2 separate regions of the Homo sapiens genome follow, and region 1 is linked to region 2. A link is an interaction called in ENCODE POLR2A ChIA-PET data of the cell type or tissue named here. Cell type or tissue: B cell. All regions are shown on one strand. Each heading gives the region's core, and the rest is flanking DNA. Links, peaks and the distances in the headings are about the cores only. Region 1 overlaps ARID4B (AT-rich interaction domain 4B). Region 2 overlaps ERO1B (endoplasmic reticulum oxidoreductase 1 beta).

Region 1 (9,368 bases), core at 1,556-6,555, 1.1 Mb after region 2:
CAAATGTACTTCAGTAGATTAAGCAGTTAATCTTCTTAGAGTTAACATAACTATTTTATTTCTTTCTGCAATAATCAGTCTGTCTTATTGATAAATAAGCAATAATTTTTATTTTTGCGGCTCCTCCAGTTCTGAAGCTAATTTAATAAGGACTGCAACAAATCCTCATCAGCTGTATGACAATTTTTCTTTTATTTTTAGGGTCTTCAGCTTGATCTCTAAATTTATACTTAACAGATGTGAAATTGGAAATGAAGATTTATGCGTGGAGGTTCATGAAAATAGTTTTATCTTCAGTGGTAGTCATTCATGACAAGCAGTTTGGGAGATTTGTGTGGACCTATTTCCATGGTTTTTTTAATCTGAAACAAGTATTTCAGATTAAAAAAAAAGAGAGAGACAGACAGGACCTTGTTCTGTCACCCAGGCTGGAGTGCAGTGGTGCAATCATGGCTCTCCAGCCTCGACTTCTTGGGCTCGAGTGATCCTCCCACCTCAGCCTCTGGAATAGGTGGGACTCTAGGTGTGCATCACCACACCTGGCTAATTTTTTATCTTTTGTAGAGATGGGGTCTCACTATGTTGCCCAAGCTGGTTTCAAACTCCTGGGCTCAAGCAGTCCTCCTGCCTTGGCTTCCAAAAGTGCTGGGATTATAGACATGAACCAATGCTCCTGGCCATGAAACATGTTTTTCCGGTAAAGAGATTTTCTCAAATAATGTAAGAGTGTCTGTCTTTTTGTTTAAAAATACTGTTTTTAGGCCAGGCACGGGTAGCTCATGCCCATAATCCCAGCACTTTGGGAGGCCGAGGCGGGCAGATCACCTGAGGTCAGGAGTTCGAAACCAGCCTGGCCAACATGGCGAAACCTCATCTCTACTAAAAATACAAAAATTAGCCAGACATGGTGGCAGGTGCCTGTAATCCGATCTACTTGGGAGGCTGAGGCATGAGAATGACTTGATCCAGGGGCACAGAGGTTGCAGTGAACCAAGATCACACCATTGCACTCCAGCCTGGGTGACAGAGCAAGACTCCATCTCAAAAAAAAAAAAACAAAACAAAAAACAAAAAAATCAATTTTCTTGTTAATTTTTACATTTTTCTTTTTTTTCTAACTAAAATGCTGTTTGTTTGTTTGTTGTTTGTTTTTGAGATGAGGTTTTGCTCTTGTTGTCTAGGCTGGAGTGCAGCGCCGTGATATCATCTCACTGTCACCTCCGCCTCCCAGGTTCAAAAGATTCCCCTGTCTCAGCCTCCCAAGTAGCTGGGATTGTAGGCACATGCCACCATGCCCAGCAAATTTTTGTATTTTTAGTAGAGATGGGGTTTCACCATGTTGACCAGACTGGTCTCAAACGCCTGACCTCAGGTGATCCACCTCTGCCCCCGTAAGTGGTGGGATTATAGGCGTGAGCCACTGCGCCCGACCTGTATAAATCTTTAATATAATTTTCATGTATGTCCCTATTTCACAGCTGAAAATGTTGATTTTTGTTATACAAAGGTTAACATTTGGGCAAGTTTGTTTTCTACTGTTGTGATGAAAAAAAGTCATATTTTAACATGTTCACACCACATTTACTGGAAAGGGCTTGAACTCTTTAACCACAAATATTATAATACTCTTACAGAATTTTTCTGATGCAGTGACAGTATCTAAAACTATTGTCTAGCACTATATTACTTACTATGTCACCAAGCACTAGGCATGTTTGGAGTATGCTCATAAATTATTTTTTAAACTCTTCTAAAAATAACAATTTAGAAAAATACATAAAAGTAGAAAGATAAAATTATTGCTGGCCGGCCGGGCACGGTGGCTCACGCCTGTAATCCCAGCACTTTGGGAGGCCGAGGTGGGCGGATCACCTGAGGTTGGGAGTTCGAGACCAGTTCGAGACCAGCCTGACCAACATGAAGAAACCCCATCTCTACTAAAAAAAAACACAAAATTAGCCAGGCATGGAGGCACATGCCTATAATCCCAGCTACTAGGTAGGGTGAGGCAGGAGAATCGCTCGAACCTGGGAGACGGAGGTTGCGGTGAGCCGAGATTGCGCCATTGCACTCCAGCCTGGGCAACAAGAGCGAAACTCCATCTCAAAAAAATAGAAAAAAAATAATAATAAAATTACTAATATTATAGTGTGTTCTCTTTTAGTCTTTTAAAATGTCTCCCTACATTTAAAAAAAATTTAGTTCTGCTTAAGTAGTTTTTAATAGTAGGCTCTCTATTTAACTTTTCTTAGTGATGTTAATATTTTATAGAGAATCTTAGCATAATTATCTAATTGATCCCTTTCACTCTCAAGTTTCTAAGTCGTGTCGTAAATATGGGATTGATTTTTGAAAGTAAGGGTACACATTGAAATTAACATGCCGTAAACTAGTTGAGTGTGTTGGATTTCTTTGTTTAGTAACAACTGAGTGAAACTATCTAGACTAATTGGCATGGAATTTAAAATACATCAATATTTTGTAATAGTGTATCAATACTGATTGAATTTTCTCGCTCATTTCCAACTTGGCTTTCTGTAATCAAAGAGTTGCAAATTTAGTTAGAGAATAATTTTTTGTATGTTGAAGATCACCAGCTGCATTAATGGGAACCCAAAAGTAAAAGAGACACTGTAAAACTTCAGTTGTAAAACTCTTAAATAAGCCACAACAGTTCTAGTGCATGTTAACAGTTACAGAGAACTGAAAATAAGCTAAATTATGCTAAATATATTATTTGAAATTAAAAATGTGTTACATTTAAAAAATATTTTCGCCAAACAAATTAAATCCTCTTAGGAGGGAATGAGTTAGGGGATGAAAAAACCTGGTAAAAGGCTTTCACAAATGAGTAGGCTCAATCCTATTTTTTGCCATCATTCAGTTGCTTTTTATCACACTTTATTCCTTTATTTTCCAAACATAAGTTGAATACCCACTATGTGCCAAATACTGTGCTTGTCACCAAAGATACCAAGAAGTGGTCCTTATTAAGGAATTCATAATAATAATAAATTCTTTATTAAGGTATTGATCCTACCACCCCTTACCTCTTCACCCCAGTTAATGCACTCAGTCTTCCCTTGATATTGCTTACATTCCCTGGCATTATTATTATAATCACTTCTTTTGACTCAAGCTGTTCTTTTTCTCTCCTTTTGCTTTATAGTACTCATCTGACAAAACCACAAGAACCTTGATTAAATCTAACCCTCCAGCTCCTTGCCTGCACCTGTGCAGCCGATCGTGGTTGGAGTAAAGCAAGCAACCACAATGACTGTTCTTATTTTAAATTCATTACTGTGAACCTCAAGTGGGTCCTTAATTCTCTATGTCCTTCTTCCATTCACTTTCCTACTTTCTTAGAAGACTATTTCATACTGCTGCTTATGTCTTCACATCCCCAACATCTCTTCCCTATCCTCATTTTCAGCTGGTGACCTTGCTTTGTACCTACTGAGAGATAGAAACAAGAAAAACATTTCTACACACTTCATAAGATCTGCCTACCTAACTGCGTTTGCTGCCACATTCTCTGTGTTTTCATCTTTAGCCATAGATATACAGTCATGCTACTGTCTGAAGCCAGTCTTCATAAGCATCCCTTCTTGACTGATCAAAGACATGGCCCATTTTCTTGCTCTGTTCTGAGTCATTCCCACTACTTACAGATCTGTGGTTATTTGTCACATCTCAAGGAAAATCTTTTCTGGAGCCTGACTTCTACTGTGACATTTCTTCGCTCCATTTTCATTCAGCAGAACTGTTTGAAAGTTACCTACACTTGTTACTCAGTTTCTCTCCTTTTTCTGTGTAAATCCACTCTCATCAGCCTTTTGTTCACTGTGTCTCCACAACTGTGCTTACCAGGAACACTAGTGACCCTTTGTAGATAAATTCCTCCTGCTTTTCTTGCCCTCTTACGTACCTTATCAGTGGCTTTACAGTCAGTTGATCACTCCTTCCGTGATATGCTTTGCTTGGGCTCCAGCTGCTCCAGCTACAACCATTTTTCTTGTTTATTTTCCTTTTCTTCCTTTCTCAAAATTAAGAAACCACTCCTCAATTATCTTTTCTGTCTTCCTCATCTTTATGTGTTTTCTCCCTTCTAATTTTTCCCCTATTTCTTTCTGATATCCATTTAACATTTTTTTGGTTTCTGTTCCTATTTTTCCAATCCTAACTTGAGTCACAATTCTGATATTGAATTTTTCTAAATTATTTTTCCGAGCCAAAGGAATTTGATCTGGAATATAACTTTCACCTAGGACTCTGGGTAAATTCTTTCCCTTCAACTCTCCTCCCCCTCCTTTTCTTTTTTTCTTCATCGTTCAAGCTTTCTACATTAGGACTACGTTATGTATTATTACAAAAGTGAACTTAATTTTAAAATATGAAAAAAATTTCTGTTTCATATCTATTCTCCTAATATCCCTTACCACATCTAGAAAAGTATTCATTTGGCATATGATAAGTACTAAATGAATGTTGAACTAAATTGGACCTCCTGACAACAAAATGGAAGTAGAGCAGAAGGTAAAATCCAAATAAAAGCCACTGGTTTTTTAAAGTGATACCTATAATAGGGGATTGGGACAGATATGGCTTGACCCTCTCACTGGAGCTGCTTCTCACCTCATTTATATATAACTCTGTGTTTCACATTCTAAGGAACTGTCAAACTTTTCCACAGAGACGACACCGTTTTACATTCTCACCAGCAATGTGTTAGGGTTCCAGGTTCTCTGCAGCCTTGTCAACACTTGTTATTCTCTGTTTATCTCATTGTGCTTTTTTGATTTGCATTTTCCTAATGCAACATTTTTTCATGTACTTGAAATGTAGAGTTGAACATTTTTTCATGTACTTATTAGCCATTTGTATATCTTCTTTAGAGGAACGTCCCTTCAAGTTTTTGCCATTTTTGAATTGGTCAGTTGTTTTGTTGTTGTTGAATTATAGTTCTTCATATATTCTAGATGTTATTCCCTTATCAGATACATGATTGCAAATGTTTCTTTTGTTGCCTCTGCTTTTGATGTTATTTCCAAAGAAACATTGCCAAATCCAGTGTTCTGAAAATTTTCCTTTATGTTTTCTTCTAAGAACTTTATAGTTTTAGCTGTAATGTTTACATTGTTGTTCTAATCTGAGTTCATATTTGTATATGATATATGTGACCTCTTTGGGTTACATAAAGAGCTCATCTCTTAGCAAACAAAATGGAGTCGAGACTGAGAGACTGGAATGAATTTGATTGGAAATATTAATTTTCTGTTACTTTTTAGCTATTCTTAGTCTCCTTTTGTCCTTAAAAAATTTTTAAGTCACTTTTCAGCTTAATTTCTTTGTTCTTTCCTGCTCTAAAATGTTTTGTGTCCTTCATTTTTTTTCTTTCTTATTTCCATGTAATCTGATCCCTGCTGTACTTGAGTTGTGTATGCCATTGGATTTAGGAATATTGAAATAGAGTACAAAGTTGTTCTACTCATTTTCTTTGAAATAATTGTCCTGGTAATGATAGAAAGCAAGGTACCCTGGGAAGTTGTCTGCGTTGTTTCTATAGTACAGAAGTCAGAGGCCTATAAAATGACCATTTGACAGTGGTTTCCATTATCTGTAAGTTTGTATTAAAAGAGAGTGGCTTTTGAGTTAACCATAGATTTTGAGTACAAATGAACATAAACATTTCCTTCATGAAAAAAAGATGATAATTCAGTTATGTGTTGTACTCAAATGGGCTTTAATTTTTCTTTGTGTATTCATCTTAGAATGTTTACTAAACTTGGACCTGTTTCATTCAGTAGTTTCGTAGATTGGCAGGTACATTGATATTTTTGTCTAAGTACGCACAAATAACTAATTCCATACATTTATCAAATATTAACAAAGTACACTTTTGGGGAATTTAAAAAACTTAGCATCTGCATTACAATATGCAATTAATGGCACAGTTAACCATTTGCAGTTGTCTTTGTACGCTTTGGTAAAATGCTGTATTAGTGTTCTTATTATTACATATTACCTCTGCCTAAAGACCTATACTTCCGTTTCATTTTATAGCGTTACATTGCTTAGGAAAACCTATTGATATAATTACTATACCATTCCGTTGAGCTGTTTATGTCAACTCTTAAATATGACTATGCTATAATATTTATGGTTCTGTCATTCTGCTGTTATATTCTTAAGTGTGAGGAATACCATCGCTGTCTCTCTGATGTAGATTTAAGTGTTATATGAAGTAGAAATATGAAATGTTTATATCATACTTAGGAATTTCATTTTATTTTATTTTATTTTGAAGCGGAGTTTCGCTCCGTCACCCAGGCTAGAGTGCAGTGGCATGATCTTGGCTCACTGCAACCTCCGCCTTCTGGGTTCAAGCAATTCTCCTGCCTCAGCCTCCCGAGTAGCTGGGACTACAGGCGTGTGCCACCATGCCCGGCTAATTTTTGTATTTTTAGGAGAGATGAGGTTTCACCATGCTGGCCAGGCTGGTCTTGAAATCCTGACGTCATGATCCGCCTGCCTTGGCCTCCCAAAATGTTAGTCTTACAGATGTGAGCCACTGCACCCGGCAGGAATTTTATTTTTGAATAATATACTACTTTTTTGTTTCATTTTATTGTAGATACATGATTAAAAGTATTAATTGTGATCAGTTGTTATTTTCATATATCTTGTTTTAGATAGTCAGATTAAAATACATATAAATTGAGATTATATAAAATTCATAAAGTAGGTAAATATTGATAAAATTGCTTATGAAGTTTATAATTAATAATGATTAACACTGCTTTTTATCTTGACTTGGTGTTTTTTTCTATTATTTTGTCATACTTTTATTTATTTAATTCAGGTGGGGAAATCCCTTTCCATACTAAGACAGTACAAATTTCCACTTTAGATGTGAGGTTCTTAAAAACTAAGTAAGTTAATTATATGACATACATTAACTTTTTTGATTATAGAGAGGCAAGATATAAAATACATATTGTGCAACAATTATTAAATGAATCTATTCATTATAGAAAGCAAAATATAGATGATTTTAACATTTACTTAATGGTTGGTTATTAGATTTTTATCTTATCTATACATATTTCAAAGAGTGAGGTTTCAAGTTTATATTAATTTGATTTTACTTACGAAGTTATTTTTAAAATACCTTTATTCTGCATGCTGTTTATTTTTAAATCTCTTAAGACTGTGCTTTTTAGGTATATATTAACTATATGCTGATAATATTTCTTTTAAAATTGGGTTTAAGAAGAACCAAAAGCTGAATTGATGTGGGCATATTAACCATTTTGGTAGTATATCTGGTCGACTAATGTTCTTTTCCATTTTTATTATTACAAAATGATTTCTTACATAATTTGCCAATGCATCTGTACAAAAGCCATAAAGTTTTCTTTTTAGAAATCCAATTTTTCTGTGGTGAGAGCAAGTATGCTGTGGTCTCTGAATGGTATCTTTTAGCCTTGTATGAATATTTTTAAACATTTGAAAAATCAAATATTTGTGTGGTGGCTTCTTTCAGAAAGTTTCACGTTTGTATTCACAATTTGTCATTACTGTTTAGTATTGTCTTCTTTTGTTGAATTGTAAGCTCCTCGCAGGCAAGGGCTGTGTTTGTTGATTCATTGCTGAGTACCCAGTGCCTAGCAGACTCTGTTATTACATAATAGATACCTTAGAGGTGTTTGTCAAATGAATACGTCCACATGTGTACTTATGGTCTTGGAGTCTCATATAATTTTTCATTCTACGGCCAGGTGTGGTGGCTCACGCCTGTAATCCCAGCACTTCAGGAGGCTGAGGCAGGCAAATCACCTAAGGTCAGGAGTTCAAGACAAGTCTGGCCAACATGGCAAAACCCAGTCTCTACTAAAAATACAAAAATTAGCTGGACGTGGTGGCACACACCTGTAATCCCAGCTACTCAGGGGGCTGAGGCAGGAGAATCACTTGAACCTGAGAGGCGGAGGTTGCAGTGAGCTGAGATCGCACCATTGCACTCCAGCCAGGGCAACAGAGCAAGACTCCGTCTCAAAAAAAAAAAAATTTTTTTTTCATTGTACTTCATTTTATGTAGGTCAGGGAACATACTAGATCTTCAGAAGTTAAATGAGTTTATCATGCATATGTTATTTTATGTTTTGTTAGTTGAATGTTAAGTGATCTCAATAGAAATATTATCAGACAAGTCATATATATACCTTGGAAATATTTTCCTTAGTACTTTAGATAAATATTCAATAAGATACTTGTTTAGATTCCATCTGTAGAATTAATTACATTGACTGTATTGATAACTGAATTGAAAAAGTATAGGCTAATCACTGTCTTAATTTTCTAACTCAATATTTGTTTTTAATATTTGTTTCAATACTTTTTGTTTATTTCAGTATTTCTTTTTAAATGGAAGCATTTAGTAATGCTGTTTCCCTTGTGCCCTGCAAAATTAATTTATTTCCTGTTATTATGAAAAGGCCAATTATGATTTGTAATCATAATTCCTAAAGGTTAAGACCAGTTAAAGCCAGGATAGATAAACTATCCTGGATTGTATATATATGTATATATTGTGTATATATATGTATATATTATATACACATATATATAAAATAACAACCCAGTCTACCTGAATTTTCACATTTTCAGAAAACTGTATTGCTTGAATCTAAAATTGCAAGACAATTTATTTTATTTTATTTTATTTTACATATTTTTTTGAGACAGAGTCTTGCTCTGTTTCCCAGGTTGGAGTGCAGTAGTGCAGTCTTGGCTCACTGCAACCTCTGCCTTCTGGGATCAAGTGATTCTCCTGCCTCAGCCTCCTGAGTAGCTGGGATTATAGACATGCGCCACCGTGCCCAGCTGATTTTTGTATTTTTAGTAGAGATGGGGTTTCGCCATGTTAGCCAGGCTGGTCTGGAAGCATTTTAAAACCAAAAGGTTTGTATTTAACTTACTTACTAAGATTATTGTATTCCGCCAGATGCGGTGGCTCACACCTATAATCCCAGCACTTCGGGAGGCCAAGGTGGGCGAATCACTAGAGCCCAGGAGTTTGAGACCAGCCTGAGAAACATAGTGACACCCTCTCTCTACAAAATATAAAAAAATTATCCAGGTGTGGTGGTGAATGCCTGGAGTCCCAACTGTTCAGGAGTCTGAGGTGGGACAATTGATACTGGGAGGTCAAGGCTGCAGTGAGCCAGGATGGCGCTACCGCACTCCAGTCTGAGCAACAGAGACTCTGTATGAAGAAGAAAAAAAAAAAAAGAAGATTCTCGTATTCCTTAAGAATGTACTTTCGGGGATGAATAGATATCTTACTTGACGTGGTACCCCAAGGA
Region 2 (9,368 bases), core at 1,968-6,967:
GCCTCCAGCGAGCCTCTTACTTTGGCTTCCCAGGTGCTGGGATTACAGGTGTGAGCCACTGTACCTGGCCTGCCCCTGTACTTTTAATTTCATTATATCCAAATGAATATAAATATAGTCCAACAGTTAAAGATTTGTGAATATTTGAAGTAGCATTGTGCCAAACAGTCTTCCAAGTGAATATATTTGGTTTTTGTTGCCAGCAGTACTTACTTTCTTTTTTTTTTTTTTTTTGAGATAGTGTCTCACTCTGTTGGCCAGGCTGGATGCAATGGCATGTGTTGGCTCACTGCAACCTCTGCCTCACAGGTTCAAGCAATTCTGTCTGCCTCAGCTTCCCAAGTAGCTGGGATTACAGGTGCTTGCCACCGCGCCTGGCTAATTTTTGTGTGTGTGTTTTTTTTTTTTTTCCCAGTAGACAGGGTTTTGCCATGTTGGCCGAGCTGGTCTTGAACTCCTGACCTAAGGTGATCCGCCTGCCTCGGCCTCCCAAAGTGCTGGGATTACAGGCGTGAGCCACCGCGCCCAGGCCGCCAGCAGTACTTTCTACTGTGCTGTTTTTTTTTTTTTTTTGAGATGGAGTCTCGCTCTGTGTCACCCAGACTGGAGTGCGGTGGCGCCATCTTGGCTCAGTGCAGCCTCCACCTCCTGGGTTCAAGTGATTCTTCTGTCTCAGCCTCCCGAGTAACTGGGACTATAGGTGTGTGCCACCACACACGGCTAATTTTGTATTTTTTAGTAGAGATGAGGTTTCACCATGTTGGCCAGGCTGGTCTCGAACTCCTGACCATAGGTAATCCACCCGCCTTGGCCTCCCAAAGTGCTGGGATTACAGGCGTGAGCCACCGTGCCTGGCCTGATCATCTTTTAGATAGTACTTTAATCTATAACATGGTTACACGTACAATCTCTCCGAAGTGGGACCATTGAGGTAATTGAAGTTCAAAGAACTTAAATGTCTTAATTGAATGAGTGACTTTACAGTGGAGCCCTAATGTGGAACCCTTTCTGGTCTATACAGTATGTTGGTATTTTCAGTTCTCTCTAGTATAGAAAAAGAGATGGAAAATAGGAAAATCAAAAAGTGGAATTCAGCCAGTTCTTTGACTTCATCCATATAATAAATTGGTAGAAAACTGATAAAGGGAAGAATTAGAATTTTTGAAAACTACCTCTGTTCACAAGAAATCAAAGTCATTAAAGGAGATACATATTTTAAATGTTATCCCCTTCCAAAATAAAAGCAGAAAAATATTTTTGAACACACAAAATGATACGTGTTTGTATATCTCATGCCCCATTATCGTATAAATGAAATGTAAATATACTTTGGTGAAGCACTGGAAACTAAAGGCATAGTGCATACAAGTGATATAACAATCTTCCTTTAAAAAGTAATTTCAATTAGATATATGTAAGTTTTTCTAAATGCATTTCTGAGGTGGCATAAAATTGAGTAATACACAGAGCCCCTCAATATATGAAAAGCCAGAAACTTAGAACTTAAATAGTGCTATACCAGTCCGTTACTCTGAGGGCTTCTCCTAAACCCTAAAGATCTTGAGCTGCTTTAGCAGTTGCATGGAGTGGAGTGGGCAAGAAATAACCCCGTGTCTGCCCAGTGAGAGGAAACTAATAGGAGCCTCCACCATAATTCATTTCTCGTTTACCCTTATATTGAGGATGTAGCTGTTTGGAGCCTGGACTTCAAACAATTACATCCTCAGTATAAGGGTAAACGAGAAATGAAACCCATTCTAAGTAAAGGGAATAAAAGAAACTTGCTGGGAGAAGCAGGGAAGAAACTTTTGAGAATTTGTAACCATGAGACAGTCCTCACACAGGTTCGCAAGCCAAATATTTATTCTGGGAAAATTCATAGCAGTCCCAAATTTGTGTGCCCTGGGTTTCCAATAAAAGCAAATATCCATCACCTCTGGAGGAATTTATTTTCAACTCAAACCTCGAAAAATTATTGAAGATGAAGTGCCAAGGAGAATAAACAGCTAGCAGTAAAATATCACAAAACACCCAAGGAAACAGGGCACCATGAATCAGATATTAGACAACAGAAACAAACACATAATGACCTTAGGTTCTGAAATTATCAGATAATTTAATATCACTATGTTTAATGTGTTCAAATAAAAAGAAACTTGAAGTATAGAAGGGAAAAAAGATTTTAAAGAGTGGCCAAAAAGATTTTAATAATAATGAATTAGAAGTTCTAGAACTGAAATTTAAAACTCGATGGATAGATTAAATAGCTGATCATATCCAGCTGAAGAAATGATTATTGAATTAGACAACCATTTCATGTCTTTTTTCTTTCTCCTTAATTCTCCATCACCTTTTCATCTATCCTTACTCTCAGTTCATACCTTACTAAAATTGGAGCAATCAGAAGAGAAATTCCACAGAGTAACCCATATCTATCCATTTACTAGTCTCTGTACCCACATATTTTGACTTCCTGTTGGTTACCATTGATGAACTGTGTGCTTTTATCAAAGGCAGCCCCTTCACTTGTATGTTAGGTCTCATTCCTTGTTTGCCGCTCATGGACATGGCTCCAGTAATCTTCTCTTTCTTTCCTGGATCATCAGTTTTTCCTTCTCAAATGGAATTTTACTGTCATCATGTATTAGTCCATTCTTTTTTTTTTTTTTTTCCTGGAGTAGAGTCTCGCTCTGTCACCCAGGCTGGAGAGCAGTGGCTCGATCTCAGTTCACTGCAACCTCTGTCTCCCAGGCTCAAGCAATTCTTATGCCTCAGCCTCCCAAGTAGCTGGGATTACAAGCTCCTGCCACAACGCCCAGCTAATTTTTGTATTTTTAGTAGAGATGGGGTTTTGCCATGTTGGCCAGGCTGGTCTCAAATTCCTGACCTCAAGTGATCTGCCTGCCTTGGCCTCCCAAAGTGCTGGGATTACAGGCGTGAGCCACTGTGCCTGGCTTAGTCCATTCTTGTATTGCTGTAAAGAACTGCCTGAGACTGGGTAATTTTTAAAGAAAAGAGATTTAATTGACTCACAGCTGTACAGGAAGCATGGCTGGCGAGGCCTCAGGAAACTTACAATCGGGGAAGTGCTGCACACTTTTAAACAACCAGATCTCATGAGAGCTCACTATCAGGAGAACAGCAAGGGGGAAGTCCGCCCCCATGATTCAAACACCTCCCACCAGGCCCCTCCCCAACACTGGGGATTATAATTTGACATGAGATTTGAGTGAAGAGATAAAGCCAGACTATATATCATAAAACATGCTGCTAATTCTACTGTTTTAAAGTTATCTTTTCATCCACATATTCCTTCTGCCTTTGCCTATTTTTTCTGTTCCCTCTAGAAAATTCAAGAGTTAGATTTAATTTATTCTTCCTTTGCTGGTTCTTCTATTTTTCAGCCCATTCTAATCAGACTTTTGCTCCTACCGCACCTCTGAAACTGCTCTTGGCAAGGTCGCCGATGTCCTCCTTGTTGCTAAGGCCAACGGTTTGTTCTTAAACCTCAGCTTTACCTGTTGGCGGCATTTTTTCACAACTCATCACTCACTCTCCTTGAAATAATTTTTATTCTGACATCCTGGATACTAAACTTTTCTGATTGTCTTCCTGTCTAGTGGACCAGTCTGTCTTAGCATTCTTTCTTTGTTCCTCCCCTGCCATTGACTGCTAATCATTTGAACCTCAGGGTTCAAAGCTTGTACTCTTTCTTCTCTTTATCTTAGTCATCTCTTCTGGTCTCTTAGCTTTAAATACCAAATGTACAGTGGACTCTCAGTGTTAGTCTCCAAGACTAGGATTCTCAGCTTTAGATCTATGTATCCAACTTCTTTTTGGACATCTCCACTTGGAGGATTAATAGATATCACAAACTTGATATAGAAACCACATTTCTGATCTTTTCCCCCAAATCTGCTTTTTCCACAGTCTTCCCCCCTTATACATAAGCTCCAGCCAAATTGGCCTGCCTGTTGTTCTTAAACATGGCAGATACATTCTTGCCTGAAAGCCTTTGTACTGTTTCTTCTACCTAGCACACACTTTTCTCGTGTATTCATATGATTCACTCTGTTAGATTTCTGCTAAAGTGTCACTTTATCTGACATCTCTTGTCTTAAATGTCCCTGACCACACAAATATAAAAGAGAAACATTCTATCCTCACCAAATTCCTGTCACCCTTTGCTTAAAACTCCCCATTGGCTTCCTGTCTCACATGGTGTCATCCAAAAATATATTTGGTCTTTATTTCTGATTGCTGACATAGAGCCCTTTAAAACCCTTGGAATTTGAGTCATAGGAGTGCCTTTTGTTACTCATAATGAGCCCCTTTCAATCACACTTGTGTTTATAGTAATGAAATGACTTAAGACGGGGACCCTACATAGATAGCCTCAGGATTGGGGGCTGGTCACCACAAAGACCCAAGTGATTAGAAAGTTGAAACTTTTGGCCCCACCAATCTGCAGGAAGGGGAGAGGTGGGTGCTGGAGATTTAGCTCCGTAAGAACTCTTGAACAACTTGATTTGATGAGCTTCCGGGTTGGGGAATACATTGACTTATTGGGAGGGTGGCATGTTGAGAGAGGCACGGAGGCTCTGCACATCCCTCTGCCTTAGTAGCTTGCCCAATGCATCTCTTCCATTTGGTTATTACTGAGTTGTATCCTTTATAATTGATAACTGTAAGTAAAGTGTCTTTCTGAGTTCTGTGAGCCATTCTGGCAAATTATCAAACCTGCAATGGAAGTGCTAGGAACCCACAATTGATAGCCAGTCAGAAGAACAAGTGGCTCAGGACCTGAGATTTGTGTCAGGAGTGGGGCCATCTTGTGGGACTCAGCCCTTAATTTGTAGGTCTGCACTGATGGTGGATAGTGTCAGAATTGAATTGTTGGACACCACCCAGTTGGTCTCAGAGTTGGAGAATTGGTTGGTGTGAGAAAATAACTCAGATTCAGTAAAAGCTAAAATCTTATAGTGGTCTAATTCTCCTTCTTGCCTATTGTATAGTCCTCCTTATTCCTCAAAAACATGGGGCAAGCTTACTGCATTAGGATCTTTGCACTCACTCCCAATGCCTGGAATGCTGTCCCCCCAGATACCTGCATGTCTTGCTCCTTGCCAAAATTTCATGACACCTTCTGTAACTGTCCTATTTTAAATGGTTAGCAGCCCCAGTTCTGCAGTCTGTTTCCAGTCCTTAGTTTTATCTATATCACTTTATTACCATCTGACATTCTGTACTTTGTTCATTCATTTTGCACCCCCTTTTCCCTATGAGAATGTAAACTCCTTGAGGGCAGAGATTTTTGTCTGTCTTTTTTTTTTCTTCTAATTTTATATCCCCAGCACTTAAAGCAGTGCAAATCTTATGTTGGGCCTCAGTAAATAGGCTGAATTAATGAATAAGTGAATGGAAGATAGATGCAAATAAATTATTCAGAATGAAATCTAAAGAGACAATGGGATAATAAATATTAAAGAGAACTTAAGATACCTGGAGAATAGAGTGAGAATGTCTAATACATCTAATTGGAGTTCTAAAAGAATATAATAGAATAGGGAAGAAGCAGTATTGATTTCTGCAGATGAGTATGAAGAAGATAACCTAACAGAAAAGTGAATCAAAGATATAAATAGACATTTTACACAAGAAGAAATATAAATGTGTCATAAAACATATGAACATTGTACCTTCTTAGTGCAAATAAGAAAAAAGATAATCTTTCATGCTAACTAGATTGGCAAAAATTAAAGCATAGATTAATATTAAATATTGATGAGGATATGGGCTGGCACAGTGGCTCACACCTGCAATCCCAGCACTTTGAGAGGCTGAGGCAGGCGGATCACTGGAGGCCAGGAGTTTGAGACCAGCCTGGCCAACATGGTGAAACGCTGTCTCTACTAAAAATACAAAAATTAGCTGGGCATGGTGGCATGTGCCTGTAGTCCCAGCTACTCGGGAGGCTGAGGCACGAGAATCACTTGAACCCAGGAAGCGGAGGTTTCAGTGAGCCAAGACTGTGATCCTGCGCTCTTGCTTGGGTGACAGAGTGAGACTCTGTCTCAAAAAAAAAAAAAAAAAAAAATAGGATATGGCTCAACAGTAAGTCCCATTCATTGTTGAGGGGCTGATAAATTGGTAAAACTGTTTTGGAAATCATTTTGCCATTTCCTGAAAAAGCTGAACATATACTTTCAGCGGTTCTATTCCTAAGCATATAACCTGGAGAAACTCTTTTTTTTTTTTTTTTTTTTTCTTTTGAGACAAGGTCTCGCTCTTTTCCCCAAGCTGGAGTGCAGTGGTGTGATTTTGGCTCACTGCAACCTCGACCCCCTGAGTTCAGGTGATCCTCCCATCTCAGCCTCTTGAGTAGCTGGGACTACAGATGCTCACCACCAGACCTGGCTAATTTTTGTACTTTTGTAGAGACAGGGTTTTGCCATGTTGCCCAGGCTGGACTCAATTCTCCTGTGTCCGCCTCCCAAAGTGCTAAGATTACAGGTGTGAGTCATTGTGCCTGGCCCAACCTGGAGAAACTCTTGCATGTGTTTTTACACCAGAATATGTGCCCAGAAACATTTGTGTAGCAATGTTCTTTAGCCAAATCTGAAAACAATCTAAATTTGGATTGTGGTAATTTTCTATTGCTGTTGTGACAAATTGCCACAAATATAATGACTTAAAAACAATATAAATTTATTATGCTGTAGTTCTGGGGGCCAGAATTCTGAAAATGGGATTTACAGGGTTAAAATCAAGATGTCAGCAAGGTTGCATTTCCTTCTGGAGGCTTCTTTTCAAGCTTCTAGGTATTGTCATGATTTTTGGCTTATGACCTCTTTATTCCTTCATCTTCAGAGCCAGCAGTATAGCATCTTCCAGTCTCTCTCTGACTCTGACACTCCCGCCTTCCTCTCTCATAAAGAACTCATCTCACCTGAATAATCCAGTATACCCCTTCCATCTCAAGATCCTCAAATTAATCACATCTTTGAAGTCCCCTTTGCCATGCAAAAATAATATATTTGCTTATTTCAGGAATTAGGGACATCTTGGGGGTGGGGCATTCTGTCTACTGTATGCATCAAGAGTAGAATGGATAAATTATGATATTCTAATAAAATGTAACACTTGCAACAGGGAAAATGAATGAGGTGCTACAAACCTCATCATCATAGATGCCATAATAACGTGTTAACAAAAGAGGCACATCACAGAAAAATTCACACATTAGATTCCATTAATATTAAAGTTCAAAAATGGGGGAAAAAAACCTCAAGCATATTGTTTAGGGATGCATTACCAGAAAAGGAAAAACTGATAACAAAAACAATATTTATTTCTACCTTTAGGGAGAGGGAGGTAGATGTAATTAAAGAGGAGCTTAAAGGATACTGGCAGTATTTATTTTTATTTTTTATTTTTTTCCTAAGTTTCAGGGGGTACATGTGCAGGTTTGTTACATGGGTATAGGGAATTTTTCAGCTCTTGTCCCCCTCTTTCCTCACCTTTTGGGGTCCCCAGTGTTGTTTCCTTCCTTATGTTCATGTATACTCAGTGTTAGCTCCCACTTACAAGTGAGAACATGCAGTATTTGATTTTCTGCTTTTGCATTAATTCACTTAGGATAATGGCCTCCAGCTGCATCCATGTTGCTGCAAAGGACATTATTTCATTTTTTTAAAATGGCTACTTAGTATTCCATGGTGTACATAGACCACATTTTCTTTATTCCATCCACCGTTGATGGGTACTTGACTACGTGATGATTGCACGACTTCAGTACTGTGAATAGTGCCGTGATAAACGTTCAAGTGCAGGTGTCTTTTTGATATAATGATTTCCTTTGGGTAGATAGATGCCCGGTAGTGGGATTGCAGGGTCAAATGATGGTTCTACTTTTAGTTCTTTGATAAATCTCCATATTGTTTTTCATAGGTGTTGAACTAATTTGCATTCCCACTAACAGTGTATAAGCATTCCCTTTTTTCCACATCCTTGCCAACATCTGTTTTTTTGTTTTACTTTTTAATATGATACTGGCAGTATTTAAAAAGTTTTTGGTGATACACAGGTTTCTGTCTCAGTAGTCTTTTAAAGGTTACAAATATGTACATGGCAACTTTGTTAACCCATCCCCTACCACAATTAAAATGTTTTAAAGAAGTAAAATATGGTGCTTTATAAACTAAAAGTCAACAATTTAAGAAAAATTTATAAGAAAGAACAAAAAAACTCAAGCATATTGTTTAGGGCTGCATTACCAGAAAAGGAAAAATTGATAACAAAACAAAAACAAGATTTATTTCTACCTTTAGGGAGAGGGAGGTAGATGTAATTAAAGAGGAGCTTAAAGGACACTGGCAGTATTTATTTTGTTATTTAATTATATATTATATATAAAAAACAATCACTAGATAAAATATTTTTAAAACCTAGGGAGCTTTTTGGTTTGTATTTTTTTCCTATTTAGGGGCTATGATTTGAAGTCTTTACAAACATATTTCAGACTGGCTGGGGAGGAAGGAAAAAATAGAACTCGCAGTCTTGTAAGTAGTAAGTGAGAGCAATGGAATGAAATTTGGGAGTTAGTGACAGGATCCTAGTGAGTCGGACAGCAAAGTAAATGTAACTCTAGAGCCAAAATTCTTGGTAATGATCATTTATCTCAAGATAATATAGCCCTAACTCTGTTGAAGGGAGTCTGGGGACACATTTATACTCCTAGGGAGAGAGAATGAGAATGAAACAGCTTGCAAGGACTGGTTTCCATTTTCTGATCATTACTTGCATATATTCCTCCTATGGACCATATAAATAACCTTTAACAGGCTGAGACCCATTTTTTGTTTTTTTGAAAATTTTGGTTGTTAGTTCATATGGAGTTGCAAGAAATAACACAGAAATCCCATATACTCTTTATCTATTTATCCCAATGGTAACATCCTGTAAACATGTAGTACAGTGTTATAATTGGGACATTGACAGTGATAGAATCTACTGATCTTGTTCAGATTCTCCCAGTTTTACTTGTTTTGTTTGTATGTGTATGTATTAGTTCCATATAATTTTATCACATACATAGGTTCATGTGTTCACCATCACAGTCAAAATACTGAACAGTTTTGTCACCACAAATATTGCTTCTGTTGCCCTTTTATAACCACACTATTTCCTTCCTACCCTACCTACCCCATCATCCATCCCCTACCCCAGTCCCTAATCCCTGGCAACAAATGATATGCTTTCCATTTCTAAAATTTTTTCATTTAAAAAGTGTTCTGTAAATGGAATCATATAGTGTGTAACCTTTTGGCTTGGCTTTTTCATTCAGGATAATTCCTGGAAGATAAATC

The links. ChIA-PET counts read pairs that join two places held together with the same protein. Peaks named below come from ENCODE experiments on the same cell type or tissue, not always from the same donor. Only the 100,000 strongest peaks of a DNase experiment are listed, where the experiment ranks them.
Region 1: POLR2A ChIA-PET joins it to region 2 with 9 read pairs; 2 of 35 experiments call an interaction of 5 or more read pairs at or near these places.

Annotation. Positions count from the first base shown.
Region 1 is chr1:235,201,257-235,210,624 of GRCh38, reverse strand. All of the region lies in intron 17 of ARID4B (AT-rich interaction domain 4B), which reads left to right. Among named protein-coding and RNA genes, the nearest start is that of MIR4753, 16 kb to the right of the region's middle. In B cell, for the core only: no CTCF peak of the experiment used is centred there; no DNase peak of the experiment used is centred there; H3K27ac peaks cover 454 bases.
Region 2 is chr1:236,270,710-236,280,077 of GRCh38, reverse strand. The region is part of intron 1 of ERO1B (endoplasmic reticulum oxidoreductase 1 beta); the gene reads left to right. Among named protein-coding and RNA genes, the nearest start is that of ERO1B, 6.6 kb to the left of the region's middle. In B cell, for the core only: no CTCF peak of the experiment used is centred there; no DNase peak of the experiment used is centred there.